2 separate regions of the Homo sapiens genome follow, and region 2 is linked to region 1. A link is an interaction called in ENCODE POLR2A ChIA-PET data of the cell type or tissue named here. Cell type or tissue: GM12878. All regions are shown on one strand.

Region 1 (8,000 bases):
TCCAGGGAAGCCTTGGGAGGGCAACCGTGGCTTGAAAACAATGCTCATCCGCCCCTGGGAAGGGCTCCTTCTCCTTGATGAAATGGAACCGAGCCAGCACGGAAACCCAGACCTGCATTCAGGGAGCCCACAAATACTCACAGAGCACAATAAACAAGTGTTGGTCCTCTCAGCACGTTTTGGGACCCATCTCCTTAATGAGAACAATAAATTCACACGAGGAAAGGTGGTCGCCAAGCAAAAGCGACTGACACACTCCCCCGGCTTCCTTGGCCCCGGGGGACTACCCCCTCTGAGCGTGGGACCTGCAGAATCAATAACTGGAAGGGACAAGGGCCAGACCTACGGAGTCAGAACTTCTGGGCTCAGAGCCTAGGAATGTGTATTTTTAAAGGCTTCCTGGAGGACAATCAGGTTTAGCAACCACTGGCCTAAAAACCCTGTGAGATCACTCCTAGCGCTGAAATACTCTGGTCCTGTGAATAGGAAAATGGATCTAAAGGTAGAAGATACACAGACACAGTTAAATAGGGGTGCATTCATCCCTGGACCCCAAAAAGGCACTTGATCATAGTTTCCGCAGAGCTGAAATCTTAAGCCCTTTGCTGGCAGCCTGTGAATCCTGGAAGGGAAACGTGTACAGCCAAGCCTCAGCATGGGTGCAAGGATGTCTTCCAGCTCCTCTCCCTCCTTAGTTTGTCAAAACCATCCCTGATGTACAGATTCTGTCCCCAGACTGCAAGTTCTCCCTGGGTTGGGGAGAAGAGGTGGAGGAGAATCAGGGAGGCAGCCACAGTCTGCTCTAGCTGCATTGACAAGAACTGGTTGCTGGCTGGTGTGGGCCAGCTCAGAGGAGCACAGCTGTGAGCAAGGCCAGGTGCAGTCGGCCTGAGTGAGCCCAGAGGGGCCAGCTGTCCGGCCCAAGCTAGGGAGCAGTGCTCACTGACCACAGGGCAGTGGGGACTCTGTTCTCTGTGTGGCTGGCTTCTTTTCTTTTTTTTTTTTTCCTCAAGTGACCCACACCCCTCAATGGGTCACTCTGCCTCTCACTGGAGGTTTCTTCTTGAGTTTCTAGGCAAACACTGGGGCTCTGGGGCCCTGCAACCTTATCCCTCCCATCGTTAAACTGTGTGAGAGTTCCAGGGAGCCAAAATCTGGGTGTGCCTCCTCCCCTGCCCCAGCACTCAGCATTGTCCCAGGCAGACAGCAGGCACTAAGGAAATGACGGAGAGAGGGACGCAGGAATGGAAGGGAAAGGAGAAGAAAGAGGAGAGGAAGGGAGGGAGAAAGGAATGAAGGCTGCAATACAGCTGCAGGAAAACCCCGTTCTTATTCGACCCACTGCATCAGATTTCTCCCCAGGGCCTCTTCCAGGAAAGCTCCTTTGGTGAAACCCGGTTCATAACTACTTCCCCTCCCTCTCACCATCACGCTAGGACTTCTCTTGTGAGGGAAGAGTGTGACTAAACTAAAAGCGTGAACTAAATGGACTTTACAAATGGTTTTCCAGACGTCAGAAGCCACCCACCTTGCACACAGAAGGAATAACTGACAGATTGAAAGAACTGGCATCTCTGAATGTCCAAATCTGTCCTATTCTTCAAGATCCAGAGGCAAGAGCTACCACCTCAGTGAAGTCTTCCCGGATTTCTCTAACAGGAGGTGATCTCTCCTCCTCTAAAACTACACAACACGCTATCCATCCTTCTTTGACTGATAAGCTGCAGTTTTTCTGCCTTATGATACAGCCATTTTGTGAACATGAAAAGGGCGACACCAAGGAAATAGCAAAAGCTTGGCAGTCAGACTTTCCCAAGGTTAAATCCCACCTCTCCCTCTTGCCAGCTGTGTGAGTGTGGAGGAGTTGCTTATCCTCAGTTTCTTCGTGTATCAAATCAGGATAATAACCACATGGCAAGTTTGTTGTAGGGATTACAATGGGATAGAGATTAGTGGGGTTCACATCATTCCCATATTTCCTTTCCCATCCCAGGGAAGAATTACACTTCTCTGTCCCGCTTGAAGTTAGGTATGTCCATGTGACATCCTCTGGCCAATGACATGTGAGCAGAAGTCACGAGTGTCCCCTCCGGGCAGAAGCGTTTCAGAGTTGGTGCACATTTCCTGTGCTCTCTTCCCTGGCCGCAGCAACAGCCAGGAAAGAGAACAGCTCCCGTGTTGAGAAGGTGGCATCGTCAGATGGTACAGCACCCTTCGGATTGGCAGCCATCAGCACATCCCTCTGCCGAAGAGCTGTCCAGAGGATGTAACATCAGTGAGAGACAAATGCCTGTTGCCTCCAGCCACTGAGATTCTGAGGTTGTTTGTTACCACAGCATTACCTAACCTATTCTAATACAAGACAAGATGTATGCGGGACCCTTAGCATGGCTCCGATACATAGTAAGTACTTGATAAATATGCCATGACTGAAGAAATAGTCAAACAAATCTGTGAACAAATGAATAGACTAGTAAATATGTCCAAACTGGAGCTGTGCTCCCTCAGGAAGGTCTGGACAAGTCTCCTGGCACCTTCGAGGTGAATGTAAATGCCTTATTCATGTGCCACTGGTGGCCATGTTACACCTGAACAGTAGGGATGGCTGTCCTTTATGACTTTTCTCCCTGCTTATCCAGGAATGCAATGTCACCCATGCAAGCCCCACACTTCTCCCTGGACTCCACCTCTCCCTGCCACCTGTAACTGAGGATTCCGGGAGTTGGGGCTCTCGGTTCTGGTGTGTTTGCCATCAGGAGAGTCACACTCCCAGCAAAGTGATGCTGGAGGATCCCTTGAGCCTCCCCACCACCCACCGCCCACAAGGCACGGTCCAGAGAGAAGGGGCTGGGGAGCGGGAATCAGAGGCAACTAGTTGCTGTTCTTCTCCAGTCCTGGAAACTGAGGGGCCTTCACAGGAAGCTACTTCACACAACTCAGACCCATCCAGTTGAAAATAGACAGGCCTCAGCCCAGAAGGGAGCTGAAAACGGCCATGAGCAACCCCTGTAGAGTGCACAGGGGTTTGTAGCTTTACCATGTATTGTTTTCATATCCAGTGCCTGCTGTGGTCCCAACAGCAACTCGATGAAGTTGCCTGGATTGGAATCATGATTGCCCCATTTTACAAAAAAAAGAAACTAAGGCTGGGATAGGGAGATGAATTCTTCAAGACACTCCGTAGTGTCTAGAGGAGCTGGACTCAGTCATTGCTATCAGGAGCTGGCCTGAGTCTTCCCTCTGCCCACCGAAGGAGGGGCTGACAGCCCTTTTTTTATTTTTTCACATCAAGGACATCCTTTTTCTTCTGGCAGATACCTACTGCTTGATGAAGCAGGCGTATGGTGTGTTCACCAACAATCTTTAAAGACTGCTCCCCATAACTATAAAAGCAATAAAAAGGAGAGAGAGGGAGGAAGGAGAGAAACCAACACATCACCCAGGGGAAGAAGGGAGAGAGAAAAGCCTTCTTCTGAAGGACTAAGGTCCTGGCCCCACTGCAATGCGGGGTGTGTGCATCAGAGGTAGCCAGCAGCAAGGCACCGGGCATGTGATCAGAGTCACTGCTGAGTGGACCTGAGGCCAGAGCTGGGAACTAGCAAGGGCCAAGTCCAAAAGCAAAGGCGAAATGGAGCTGGGAGAGTAAGCGCCAGGTCAGGTGGTGGGGAGGAGGATGCTGAGGACAGGTCCGGAAAGCCTGGGGGTGCCGGAGTCCCCATTCTGTGGTGTTTTTGCAGGTTTGAGGACAGGTGTGGTGGCCACAGGGGACCTGCAGGGCGAGGTGTAGTTTCCTCTTCTGGCCGATGAAGTGGTTGACCCTGGGTTTCTCTGCTTGCCCCCAGCTCTGACGTTGAGATGGTTTTTCATGAACCGAAAGCTTTTCGATTCTCAATCTCTAGACCACTGAGAGCTGTGTCACATCCAGACTCAGAGCTAACCAGCAAGCACAGGAGATACCACTGCGCTCTCCCCTTCATACCTCACGACCCAACCAGGAGAGCAGTTCATGCCTGCCGTACCGATGGGGAAACTGAGGCTTTAAGAGGCGAAGGTACTTCCCTAAGTACCACAACTAGGAAGTGGAGAAATTTGAATGCACTCCTAGCTGACTGCAAACTTCAGGTTATTTCTACTGCATGAAGCTGCTTCCTAAGTTCAGAGTAAAGATCCACCCAGGGTCACAGTCCCCTGGGGCCATTTTTCAGAAAGTTGGCCACCTACATCAATGAACTAAAAAGGAGCAGTGATAAGGCTCCATCTCTTTCCTTTCCTTTGCCCAAAGAGAATGAGCACTCATACCAACAGCAGTAGTGCAGAAAGCCATTTGCCCCCGTGTCCTTTACAGAGACAAACAGATAACCCTTATTTGCAAGCTGGGTAAAATATTAACTCAGCACCCAAGGGCGCTGTCCAATACAAGCAAGACAAAGTCCTTGGCTTTAGTTTGGGAGCTCAGAACTAAGCATCCACCCTCAGGCTGTCCTCCCACACCCCCAGGTGCAGGGTCCCCTTCCCTCACCATTACAGCATTGCAAGAAGGCAGCACAATGCCTCCGCAGCCTGGAGAAGCAAGGGAGAGCACAGTCCTCACATCCAACTAAAGGTTCCCTAAGGTGCAGGGCTGTGTTTGCACCCTCTGCCTGCTCAGACAGCCATTCCAGGAAGTGATTTTGCTTCTGCATGTACTCCTATGGGTGCCACCCACCCTCACTTTTGGTCTCACCCACTGTGACCCGGCAGAGACTCCACATCATGATGGCTTTCAAGAGGTACAGCTCCCACTCTCCTGGCTGGCTCAGGAAGGGAGTGGCCTCTCCCAGATGTACCAAAGTGCCTTTTCTCTGGGCCCTCAGTGGCATCTCCACTGCTGTTGTCTGCCCATTGGCTGAGCACCACATGCTCCAAGCCTGTGTCCACCACTGCTGTGGACACGCTCAGGCAGCCAGAGGGGAGCAGGCAGTGACAGATCTCAGATGGTGCTGGACGAGGGCTCTGGCCATCTCTTATTTTCTCAGTCCCTATAGGGGCCAACTCGCCTTCCCAACTGGTTGAAAAAAAAAATGACCTACCTGGAAATCAACTTCCCCTCCTTAACTCGAAGTGATGTTAAAATCTTAGGAAGTAGGACATTGCTGCTGGCAGTAAACCTCCCCCACCAGAGCACATGAAGAATAAAAACAAACAAACAAACAAAAGTCTTAGGTGGTTGGCAGTGTAAGCACAGCAGTGACTTTTGGACGGACGGCTCCAACCACAGGACTGAAACCTAAAATGACCCAGGCAATCAGCCCCAAATAAACGAAGCAGGCAGCAAAGACCTCTCAGGTCTGTACTTACTAGTCACGTTATGAGGCCACCTGGAAATAGTAGCCACCCCAATCCCTCCACCCCATACCTCAGAGCCTTTGTTTATGTTGTTCTCTGTCTAGAAGGACCTTCTCTACCTCATTCATTCCTACATAAGCTCAGTGCCACCACCTCAGTGAAGCCTCCCTTAACCTACACAGCCCTGAACTTCACAATCACAGTTACTTGTTTTTTTCTCTAATCATCCCCTAATTTAAGCGTGGCTATTGGACAGCACTTGCCATGTTTTACTATACTTAGCTCTTTTAAACATCAGATTTCTAGAATAGTTCAAATTATTTCTAAGGAGAGAATATATTTTGCAAACCCCAAACCTGTCTTGTAGCCATTCGGCAAAGTTTGTTGAATAAATTAGCCAGTGTCTGGATAAAATACCTTTATAATTATAAACTACTTGATCCTCAAAGCATCCCTCCAATAGAAAAGGACAACTGTTACTATCCCCATTTAACAGATGACATGCATATGACAGGCTGACGCTCATTCACTCAACTTAGGTTAAATGTGTGCAAATTTCCAGTGTAGCAAAGTGTTTCTCGATGTGCACACGAATTTCCTGGGGAGCTTGGAAAGATTCAGACTGATTCAGCAGCTCTGGTATGGGGCCTGAGATTCTGCATTTCAAACATACCCCCAGGTGACATTATACTGCTGGTGCTGGGGCCACATTGCCAGTCTCACCTACCTAACAGGGTGGCCGAGAGGAAGAAAAGATCCAATTAGTATAGTGAGTACGTAGCAGGAACTGGTGTCTCTGAAACCATAGGAAAGAGGATGGATAGACAGCTTTATATCCACTTCACAGAGGTGAAAACTGAGGGCCTGAGAGACAAAGCGACTCCTCCAAGATCTAATGCACCCTCTGATACCGGTTCAGTACTGTCTAGACTGCCATCTACTGCTCTGCATGTCAGGGGGATTCCCAGATGAAGGTACCACATCCTGTCCTCAGCAAGGTGATGAGGGTGACACACCTGCACCTGCAGGGACTATAATACAAAGTTGAGCGAGAGAAAAGCCAAAAGTCCAGAAGCGGGTGAGCACGTGCCAGCCAGATCTTACGTAAATCCGTGCCACATCTTTTGTTCCCTACCCATGGCTCAATTAGACTGGAGATGGGGGTCTTCTTCTATCAACCCAATCCCTTTAAAAAAAAAAAAAAAGAAAGATAAAAAATAGTAGCTTTAGGATTTTTCTTTTAAGCACTGAACCTCTTCAGTGGAAAGTGCTGCCCTTCCGACCTGTTGATGTAATTGCCATAATTGAAGATTCCAGGCTCCCATGTGAGTGGACAGGGCCCCATTCATCCATCGGGTCAGCGAAGTGTAAACCTGCTGAGTCCTTCAGATGCCCTGGCCGCAACCGCCCCCCACAGCCCCCTCCAGCCCTGCAGCCTGGGCTCCCCGCAACGCCAGGGCAGCCAGGCCCAGGCCAGTCCCTCCTGCGATCTGGGAACGGTGCCTAATTAAGGGGTCTGTTCTCATCTCCATGGGGCCGACTTAACGCCTTCTGACAGTAATGAGAGCCACACGTGTGGGGGTGGGGGGTGGGAAAGACGGCCCACCTGCTGTCTTAGCACCCTATTAAACAGCAAGTCTAACACACACACACACTCACACACACACACACACACAGGCACACATTGCAGGCCTGCAGTAACCACCATCAAATCTTTAAAGCTACAAGGAGCTGCTCCAATTCTGAAAGAGGAAGGAACCAAAGAGAAGAAATAAACTGCCCAAGGGCACACAGTGAGTCACTGTCACTGGGACCCAGGTGTCCTGTTGCACCTCACAGCACAGACTTCCCCTGTGGAGGGTGGGACCCTCCACTGCAGCCCCAGGGGAGCACATATGAGTGTTGGGGCTGAGGAGGAGGCAGTCTTGACTACTCTGGAGCAGCCAGTTGCAGAGGGCCAGCCACAGCAGAGCAGAAAGGAGCTCTGAGAACAGATTCCTCCAGGGGCTTCTGTCTCCAGGACACCCTTTGGTACAAGACAAAGCAAACCTCAGAGGGGAACACTCAACTGCTGCTGGTGGATCCACATCTAATCCTTCTGACATCCAAAAGGAGCTAGTCTTGGTTTCCTTCTCGTGCATGCTTTGTGTCCCTGTCTAACCTCCTACCAGTGTCCTGTCCCCACAGTCCTCAGTCCCAGCCCCCTCTCCTGTCCGCTTCCCATGAGCAGCTTAACTAGCTGCTCTGTGCCGATTCTCTTCTGTTTTCCCAACGGAGGAACTTTGCACAGTGCTGGGCACATGGTGAGTACTCAGTAAATATTTAGTAAATATAATAAAAGTCAATTGATGTTAGCTCCAGCTCTAAGACATGTTAGTTCATTGTGTTAATCATAATTTTGTTTATAGGCGGGGCCAGAGAAGCCTCCTGAGATGCAGGTGTAGCAAAAATGCTGAAAATAACGTGGACCAAATCTCTGCAATACTGGCCCATTAATAAAGATGGTGAATGAAAGGAATGGAATATTTCAGTTATGTCCAATTCCAGTTCTAATTCCAATGGCACAGTGATGAATCCCAAAAAAGAAGCCAACATATCCTGGATACTAACGATCTAATCTGGATATGCAGACTCCTTCCAGAAGCTCCGTCACTGGCATCTCTGCTACCATCTTC
Region 2 (8,000 bases), 440 kb after region 1:
TCTGTTGCCCAGGCTGGAGTGCAGTGGCGTGATCACAACTCACTGCTGCCTCTTGAGCTCTTCCCGCCTTAGCCTCCTGAGTAGCTGGGACTACAGGTGTGTGCCACTGCACTCTGCTAGTTTTATTTTATGGTTTTGTTTGTTAGTTTGGTTTTGTTGTTGTTGTTATTGTTGTTGTTGTTGTGTGTGTGTGTGTGTGTGTGTGTGTGTGTGTGTAGAGCTGGTGGTCTCATTAAGGTGCCCAGGCTGGTCTCAAACTCCTGATTTTAAGCCATCTTTCCACCTCAGCCTCCCAAAGTGCTGAGATGACAGGTGTGAGCCACTGCACCCGGCCTCGTTATTTAATCTTTAGATTGTACACATACTTTTCTCTAAATATGATACATTTTATAATTTTAAAGCCTGGAGAGGTGCCTGAAGGCTACTGTTTCCTCTCTTGGTTCAGGGCTGCAGCCAGAGAATATGTGCAGAGTCACTGTCAACAGCAAGTTAAGTATAAAAGGAAATAATGATTTTCTAACATTCTAATAAACCTGTGCTAGTTAGAGAGGATAGTGGTTACTGCAATAGAGTCCACTGTTTGCACTGGGAAGGGGTAAAGTCCAGCTGCCTTTTTCAGGCCCTCCTGGTAGAACAGCATTTTTCTGGCCCAGAGAGCATTCAGAATTTGGTCCTTACTTCCACATGTCCAGAAACTTGATTTTAGCCACTCCACTGGGACTTCTCATGCTTAGAGGGAATGCCTATGAATGAGCAGCCACTGTGAGCTCCTTGAGGGCTGAGATCATGCTTTATCCATCTCTAAATTCCCATTGCCTAGCAAAGAACCTACCTACAACAACAGAGTCCAGGGACCTTTCTGGCAACTTGCATACTCGTGTGTTCCAGACAGAACATGCATGCCTGCTCTGGAGGCACAGCTCCCTTCCTGGGGCCTGGTGGCCTGACCCTGAGGCTTAGCCCAGAGGTTAATCGCCCTTCCACCAAGGATACAGCACACCTACCTTCCTACCAGCCTCCTCATGCTGTCATTTACCCAGGCCAGGACTGGCTGCCAGCCCTGGCACAGTGCCATGCTCATAAAAAGGGCTCAGGAAATGGAAGAAGAAATATAGAAGCCCAAGTCAGAAGGCAGACTTTCTTTTCCCCCACATGGGCTACTTCGTGGTCTTTGCCTTATCTTCACATATATGATCGATCCCCCAGCCCAGCCGATAGACAGGCTTAGATATGAAGCTTCTTAGAAATGCTTTTCCGAGTAAGGTTCTGCTCTGCTTGTAGAAAGTGATGGAGAAAGTGAATGCCACCCAGCCAAATACACTCATTAGTTTACCCAGCAAAGAGTGCAGCAGTCAGAATTTCAAACACTGGAGGAAGCGGTGAGGACAAAATCCAAAGCCCTTGCCAGTCACAGGGGAGTAATTTGACCAGTTATGACCATGCTCTTCCTGCTCACAAATATATGCTGACTGCCTTCGGGACAAGCAGGTGGTTGCTTTGCCTGGGGAGCCACCAAAGCTGTGTAAGGCCTGGGCCACAGCCAGAAATAGTTTAGATTCCAAAAGCTCAGAGTCAAGGCTGCGAGAGCACTTGTTTAGTCCATCAAGAAGCAGATCAAGAAGAGAAGTGGCTTAGAAAGACAGTGACGGGGTCGGGTGTGGTGGCTCACGCCTGTAATCCCAGCACTCTGGGAGGCTGTGGCAGGCAGATCACTTAAGGTCAGGATTCCGAGACCAGCCTGGCTAGTATGGTGAAACCCTGTCTCTACTAGAGATACAAAAATTGGCCGGGCGCGGTAGCTCACACCTGTAATCCCCGCACTTTGGGAGGCCGAGGCGGGCGGATCACCTGAGGTCAGGAGTTCGAGACTAGCCTGACCAACGTAGAGAAACCTTGTCTCTACTAAAAATACAAAATTAGCCAGGCGTGCTGGTGCATGCCTGTAATCCCAGCTACTCGGGAGGCTGAAGCAGGAGAATCGCTTGAACCTGGGAGGCGGAGGCTGCGGTGAGTCGAGATCATGCCATTGCACTCCAGCCTGGGTGACAAGACTGAAACTCCGTCTCAACAACAACAACAGCAAAAAAGAGAGATACAAAAATTAGCCTGGTGTGGTGGCACACACCTGTAGTCCCAGCTAATTGGGAGGCTGAGGCAGGAGAATCCTTGAACCTGGGAGGTGGAGGTTGCAGTCAGTCAAGATTGTGCCACTGCACTCCAGCCTGGGTGACAGAGTGAGACTGTCTCAAAAAAAAAAAAAAAAGAATGAAAGACAGTGATGGAACCAAGCCGAGGATGAAGGACTCCCAACTGCCACATGTGTATTATTGTGTCTGTTACGCTCTGCATCTCTGGTCATTGCAGATCCCATGGTCAAGGGCCTTCGTCCTGCCATAGCAAGGTTTGAGTCTTCTAATTGGCATTCACATGAGGTTTATGTCTATGTAACTGCAAAAAAAACTTATTAGCTCAACTGGCCTGTTGAGTGGATAAATAGTGATTACTCTTTTCTGATTTTATCTTTGTAATGTGACAAGTTTGTGGGGTAGAAATTCTAATTTGCCATCTATTTTGCATTTATTTACATAATGAGCTCCCAAGCCCCTGAGGATATACCATGAATTAATTAGTGGAGTCTGTAATAGCCAATTCCAGTTCTGTGGAGTATTAGGACACCCACAATAAAGAGAAATGCATTATTATTATTATTTTTAGCAATTGATATACCCTAGAGGTACTAAAGCCTTTTCAGAACAAGGTGTGGTGTATATAAATGACTATGTTATCCATGTCCCGATTTAGGAAAGGAGATATTGCAGAAATTGAAGTCTGTTACCTTAAATGCCAAGGGGATTCGGCATTTCTGTCCTCCCCCTGGCTTATTCTGAAATCGAGGTGAGATGGGAAGAAGGGTAGTGACTGAGGCAGAAGGACAACCTGATTTCTAATCATTCATTCACTGGAACAACATTGCTTGAGTCAATCTATGTGTAAGGCTTTGTGTGAGGGGGTGATAGATCATTTAATAGGACCCAGGAGATCATGCTTTGAAAAACACCTGATATCTTGCATGTAGTGAAGAAAAGACACCTGCAAAAGTACCCGCTGACCCTGGGGTGGAGGTGTCCTCACCCAAAGGCCTCAACTGCTGACTTCTAGTCAAAGCTTCAACACTCACTTGCTGTGTGACTTTGAACAAATCACTTCCCCTCTCTGATCCTCAGTATCCTAGCTGTGAAATTAGAGGCAAGGAAGAACTCGCAGAAGGAATGTGGCATGTAGAAAGACCCAGAAATCCCTCTCTATGTTTTAGTCTATGGCTGTCCTCTCCATAAGGACAGTTTCAAACCTTCTCCATTCTGCTCAGATCTCCAAATCTGCACCCGATTCTCCTCTCTCTTAGCAAATGATCTGATTCCCAACTTCATAAAGAAAATAGAAGTTTCAGACTGGGTGCGGTAACTCATGCCTGTAATCCCAGCACTTTGGGAAGCCAAGGCAGGTGGATCACCTGACGTCAGGAGTTCAAGACCAGCCTGGCCAACATGGTGAAACCCCGTCTCTCCTAAAAATAAAAAATTAGCTGGGCATGGTGGCAGGCACCTGCAATCCCAGCTACTCGGAAGGCTGAGGCTAGAGAATTGCTTGAACTTGGGAGGCAGAGGTTGCAATGAGCCGAGATCGCAGCGGTGCACTCCAGCTTGGGCAACAGAGTGAGACTCCGTCTCAAAAAAAAAAGAAAGAAAGAAAATAGAAGTCTGTTGGTGTCTGGCCAGGGTGGCTCATGCCTGCAATCCCAGCACTTTGGGAGGCCAAGATAGGAGGATCACTTGAGGCCAGGAGTTTGAGACCAGCCAGGTCAACATAGCAAGACCCTATCCCTACAAAAGTAAAAAATAGAAATCTCCTGTGAGAATTGCCTCACCCTCCTGTGCCACATCTGCACCTCGTGTTGACGGAGGGAGCATCCTTTCTCATCGATGTTTAAACTACACACATTCCAGCCATCCCCATCGTAACACAAAACAAACTGATGTCTTTGTTGCTCCCAAGTTCCCCTCTGGTTGCTCGTGTATCTTTTGCTCCCTTTCCAAATGTCTTGAATGAGTTGTTCACACTGCTTGTCTTCATTCCTGACTTTCAGTCATTTCTCAGCCACCTCCAGCCAGCTCCCTCCACTGGCTCCTCCACTCCCACTCTGCCAGAGCTGGATTTGTTAAGTTGGCCAGGGACCTCTGCTGCGTGAGGAACACTGCTCGCTCTGACTTCTCAGCAAAACACAAAGCGCAGCCAGCCACTTCCTCCTTCCTGAAACACTCTCTTATTGGCTTTGAGATGCCAAACTCTCTGATTCCTCTCTGACCACTTTTCAGTTTCTTTTGCCTATTTCTTTAGCTGACTATTAAATTTGGGGGATCATAAGACCCAGTCCTGGGCCTAATTCTCTTCTCACTCTGCACGTTATCCTTAAGCAATGTCACTCATTTCCAGGTTTAAATCTGGAATCGAATCCCTTGCTTACCGGTTCCTAAGTATTTGTGATATTATTTGAGAGGGAGAAAGAGAAAGAGAGGTTTTCATCTATGGTTCTTGGTTCGTAACTCCCATAACCCTTGTTGCAGTATTTTGCTGTAACATAGGGGCATTTTAGGCCTCAGAAGCAGGCCTCAGAAAACAAAATCTCTCTGACTTTTTTTTTTTTTTTTTTTTTGAGACAGGGTCTCACTCTGTTCTCCAGGCTGGAGTGCAGTGGCATAATCATGGCTCACTGCCCCCTTGCCCTCCCCAGGCTCAGCGGTAGCCTCCTGAGTAGCTGGGACTACAGGTGTGTGCCACCACGCCTGGCTAATATTTTTTTGTATTTTCTGCAGAGAGGCAGTTTTGTTGAGTTGCCCAGGCTGGTCTCGAACCCCTCGTCTCAAGTGGTCCTATTGTCTCGGCCTCCCAAAGTGCTGGGATTGCAGGTGTGAGCCACCAGGCCTGGTCTCACTCTCTGACTTTCTCCTGCCTTCCTTTCTCTTCCCAAGGTGGAAATCTTTCCCCACATTTCTGTCTCGGAGCTGGTCATAAAGAAATTCTCTGGCCTCTCTTGTTTGACTGTAGGTCACAAGACCCTGGTTTCAGAAGAGGTCCTGCCCCGTACCTTGCGGGAAGGAGTGCTGCACGGAGGCCACGAGGGATCTGAACACACAGGCCTTGCGGGGTTTCCCCACTCAGCTTATGACTATCAGGTCATACCCTTTTCACCCAGTCACATTTCTACAGAGTTGTCAGTCATGCCCATCCAGTGAAGCCTCCATTAAGGGCCAAGAAAACAGGGCTCAGAGAGTTTCCGGATAGCTGAACACATGGAGGCTGTTGGACGGTGGCCCTCAGAGACAGCATGGAATCTCCATGCCCCCACCCGGCCTCACCCCAGGCATTTTTTTTTTTTTTTTGAGACAGAGTTTTACTCTCGTTGCCCGGGCTGGGGTGCAATGGTGTGATCTCAGCTCACTGCAACCTCCACCTTCCGGGTTCAAGCGATTCTCCTGCCTCAGCCTCCTGAGTAGCTGGGATTACAGGTGCCCGCTACCACACCCAGCTAATTTTTGTGTTTTTAGTAGAGACGGGGTTTCACCATGTTGGCCAGGCTGGTCTTGAACTCCCGACCTCAGGTAATCCACCCGCCTTGGCCTCTCAAAATGCTGGGATTACAGGCGTGAGCTACCACGCCCGGCCTCATGCATCTTTTCATCTGTATCCTTTGTAATGTTCTATACAGTAAACTGGTAAATGTACATAAGGGTTTCCCTGAGTTCTGTGAGCCACTCCAGCATATTAATCAAACCCAAAGAGAGGGTTCTGCCCAACTTGAAGCCAGTTGCTCAGAAATTCCAGAGGCCTGGACTTGTGACTACTGTCTGAAGTGGGGGCAGCCTTGGAGACTAACCCCCAATCTGAAATCTGATGAGATCTCCAAAGACAGTGTCAGAACTGAACTGGAGGACACCCAGCTGGTATCAGCTGCAGAATTGGTTGCTTGAAACCCCCACACATTTGGTCACAGAAGTCTTCCGTGTTGATTGTTGTGGTGTGAGAGCAAAGGAAATCACAATTTGTGTTTTTTCCACTCAGAGCCAGGTTCTCTGTGTTTGGGATAGGAAATACCTGGCCTCTTCCAGCCAGATGGAGAATCTGCTGTCATTTGCATTTTAAAAAATCTCTTCTGGTTTATGCATATGTGTTGATTTTACTGAATTTTAGCTAAAATGTATCGAATGCTCACTCTGTGCCGAGTGTTCTTCCAACAATTCTACAGAAATAAAATCACTTAGGCCAGGTGCAGTGGCTCACACCTGTAATCCCAGCACTTTGGGAGGCCGCGGCAGGCAGATCACCTGAGGTCAGGAGTTCAAGACCAGCCTGGCTAACATGGTGAAACCCCGTCTCTACTAAAGATACAAAAAATTAGCTGGGCAGGGTGGCGGGCACCTATAATCCCAGCTACTCGGGAGGCTGAGGCAGGAGAATCGCTTGAACCCGGGAGGCGGAGGTTGCAGTGAGCCAAGACCGTGCCACCGCACTCCAGCCTGGGCGAATAAAATCACTTAACTCTCATGGAAACCCAAGGAGATAGACACTTTAAAAATACACTTTACTTTTTAGAGCAGTTTTAGGTTCACAGTAAAATTGAGTGGAGAGTACAGAGTTCCCACGTGCCACCTGCCCCCCACCACAGGCACAACCTTACCTGCTGTCAACATCCTCCACCACAATGGTACATTTGCTCAATGAGCCTCCACTGATCATTATCACCCAAAGTTCATAGTTTACATTAACATTCACTCTTGGCGTTGTACTTTTTTTTTTTTTTTTTTTTGAGACAGAGTCTCACTCTGTTGCCCAGGCTGGAGTGCAGTGGCATGATCTTGGCTCACTGCAACCTCCACCTCCAGGGTTCAAGCAATTCTCCTGCTTCAGCCTCCTGAGTAGTTGGGACTACAGGCACCCGCCACCATGCCTGGCTAATTTAAGTATTTTTAGTAGAGATGGGGTTTCACCATATTGGCCAGGCTGATCTAGAACTCCTGACCTTGTGATCCGCCCGCCCTGGCCTCCCAAAGTGCTGGGATTACAGACGTGAGCTGCTGCACCCGGCCTGGTGTTGTACATTCTGTGAGTTTTGACAAATATATAATGACACACAGCCACCATTATAGGATTGTACAGAATCGTTTCACTGCCCAAAAAATCCACTGTGCTCCCCCTCTTCATCCCTCCTCCCCCACTGAGCACCGGCAGCCACTCAGCTTTCACTATCTCCACGGTTTTACCTTCTGCAGAATATCATATGGTTGACTCGTACAGTATGTAGCCTTTTCAGACTGGCTTCCCTCACTTAGTAATTGCATTTAAGATTTCTTTACATCCTTTCATGGCTTGATAGCTCATTTTATTTTAGTGCAACAAGATTCCATTGTCTGGATATACCACAGTTTATTTATCCATTCATCTACTTGAAGGACATCTTGGTTGCTTTGAAGTTTTGCCATTTACGAATAAAACGTCCATATGTAGATTTTCGTATGGACATATGTTTTTAATTCTTTTGGGTAAATACCAAGAAGCACAATTGCTGGATCGTATGATATTTGGACTGAATGCTTGTGTCCCCCCAAAACTCATATGTTGAAGCCATAACCTCAGTATGGCTGTTTCTGGAGATGGGCGTCTAAGAAGTAGAAGAAAATGGTTTCTCTACTTGCAGCACTTCTGACACCAAGTGTGTGGGTTCCTTCCACACCAAGAACCAATTCTCCAGATTCCAACTGAATGTCAGATGACTCAATTCAGTTCTCACACTAACTACCCAGTCAGGATCAGACCCACAGGTGAAAGGGCTCAGTCCCGCAAGACCACCCCTACTTCAGATGCTAGTCGCAAATAATGGGTCCGCAGGTGATAGAGTTTGGATATTTGTCCCCTCCAAATCTCATGTTGAAATTTGATCTCCAACA

Evidence for each region. Peaks named below come from ENCODE experiments on the same cell type or tissue, not always from the same donor. Only the 100,000 strongest peaks of a DNase experiment are listed, where the experiment ranks them.
Region 2: POLR2A ChIA-PET joins it to region 1 with 10 read pairs; 2 of 35 experiments call an interaction of 5 or more read pairs at or near these places.

What each region holds. Positions count from the first base shown.
Region 1 is chr3:194,097,364-194,105,363 of GRCh38, forward strand. All of the region lies in intron 4 of LOC102724877, which reads left to right. Among named protein-coding and RNA genes, the nearest start is that of LINC02028, 30 kb to the left of the region's middle. RefSeq lists enhancers at 3,574-3,863, 6,756-6,845. In GM12878, no CTCF peak of the experiment used is centred here; DNase peaks (open chromatin) are centred at 3,858, 5,208 and 7,111; H3K27me3 peaks cover 944 bases.
Region 2 is chr3:194,536,478-194,544,477 of GRCh38, forward strand. No RefSeq gene overlaps it. Among named protein-coding and RNA genes, the nearest start is that of TMEM44-AS1, 44 kb to the right of the region's middle. RefSeq lists enhancers at 523-817, 543-837, 5,192-5,241 and a silencer at 523-817. In GM12878, no CTCF peak of the experiment used is centred here; no DNase peak of the experiment used is centred here.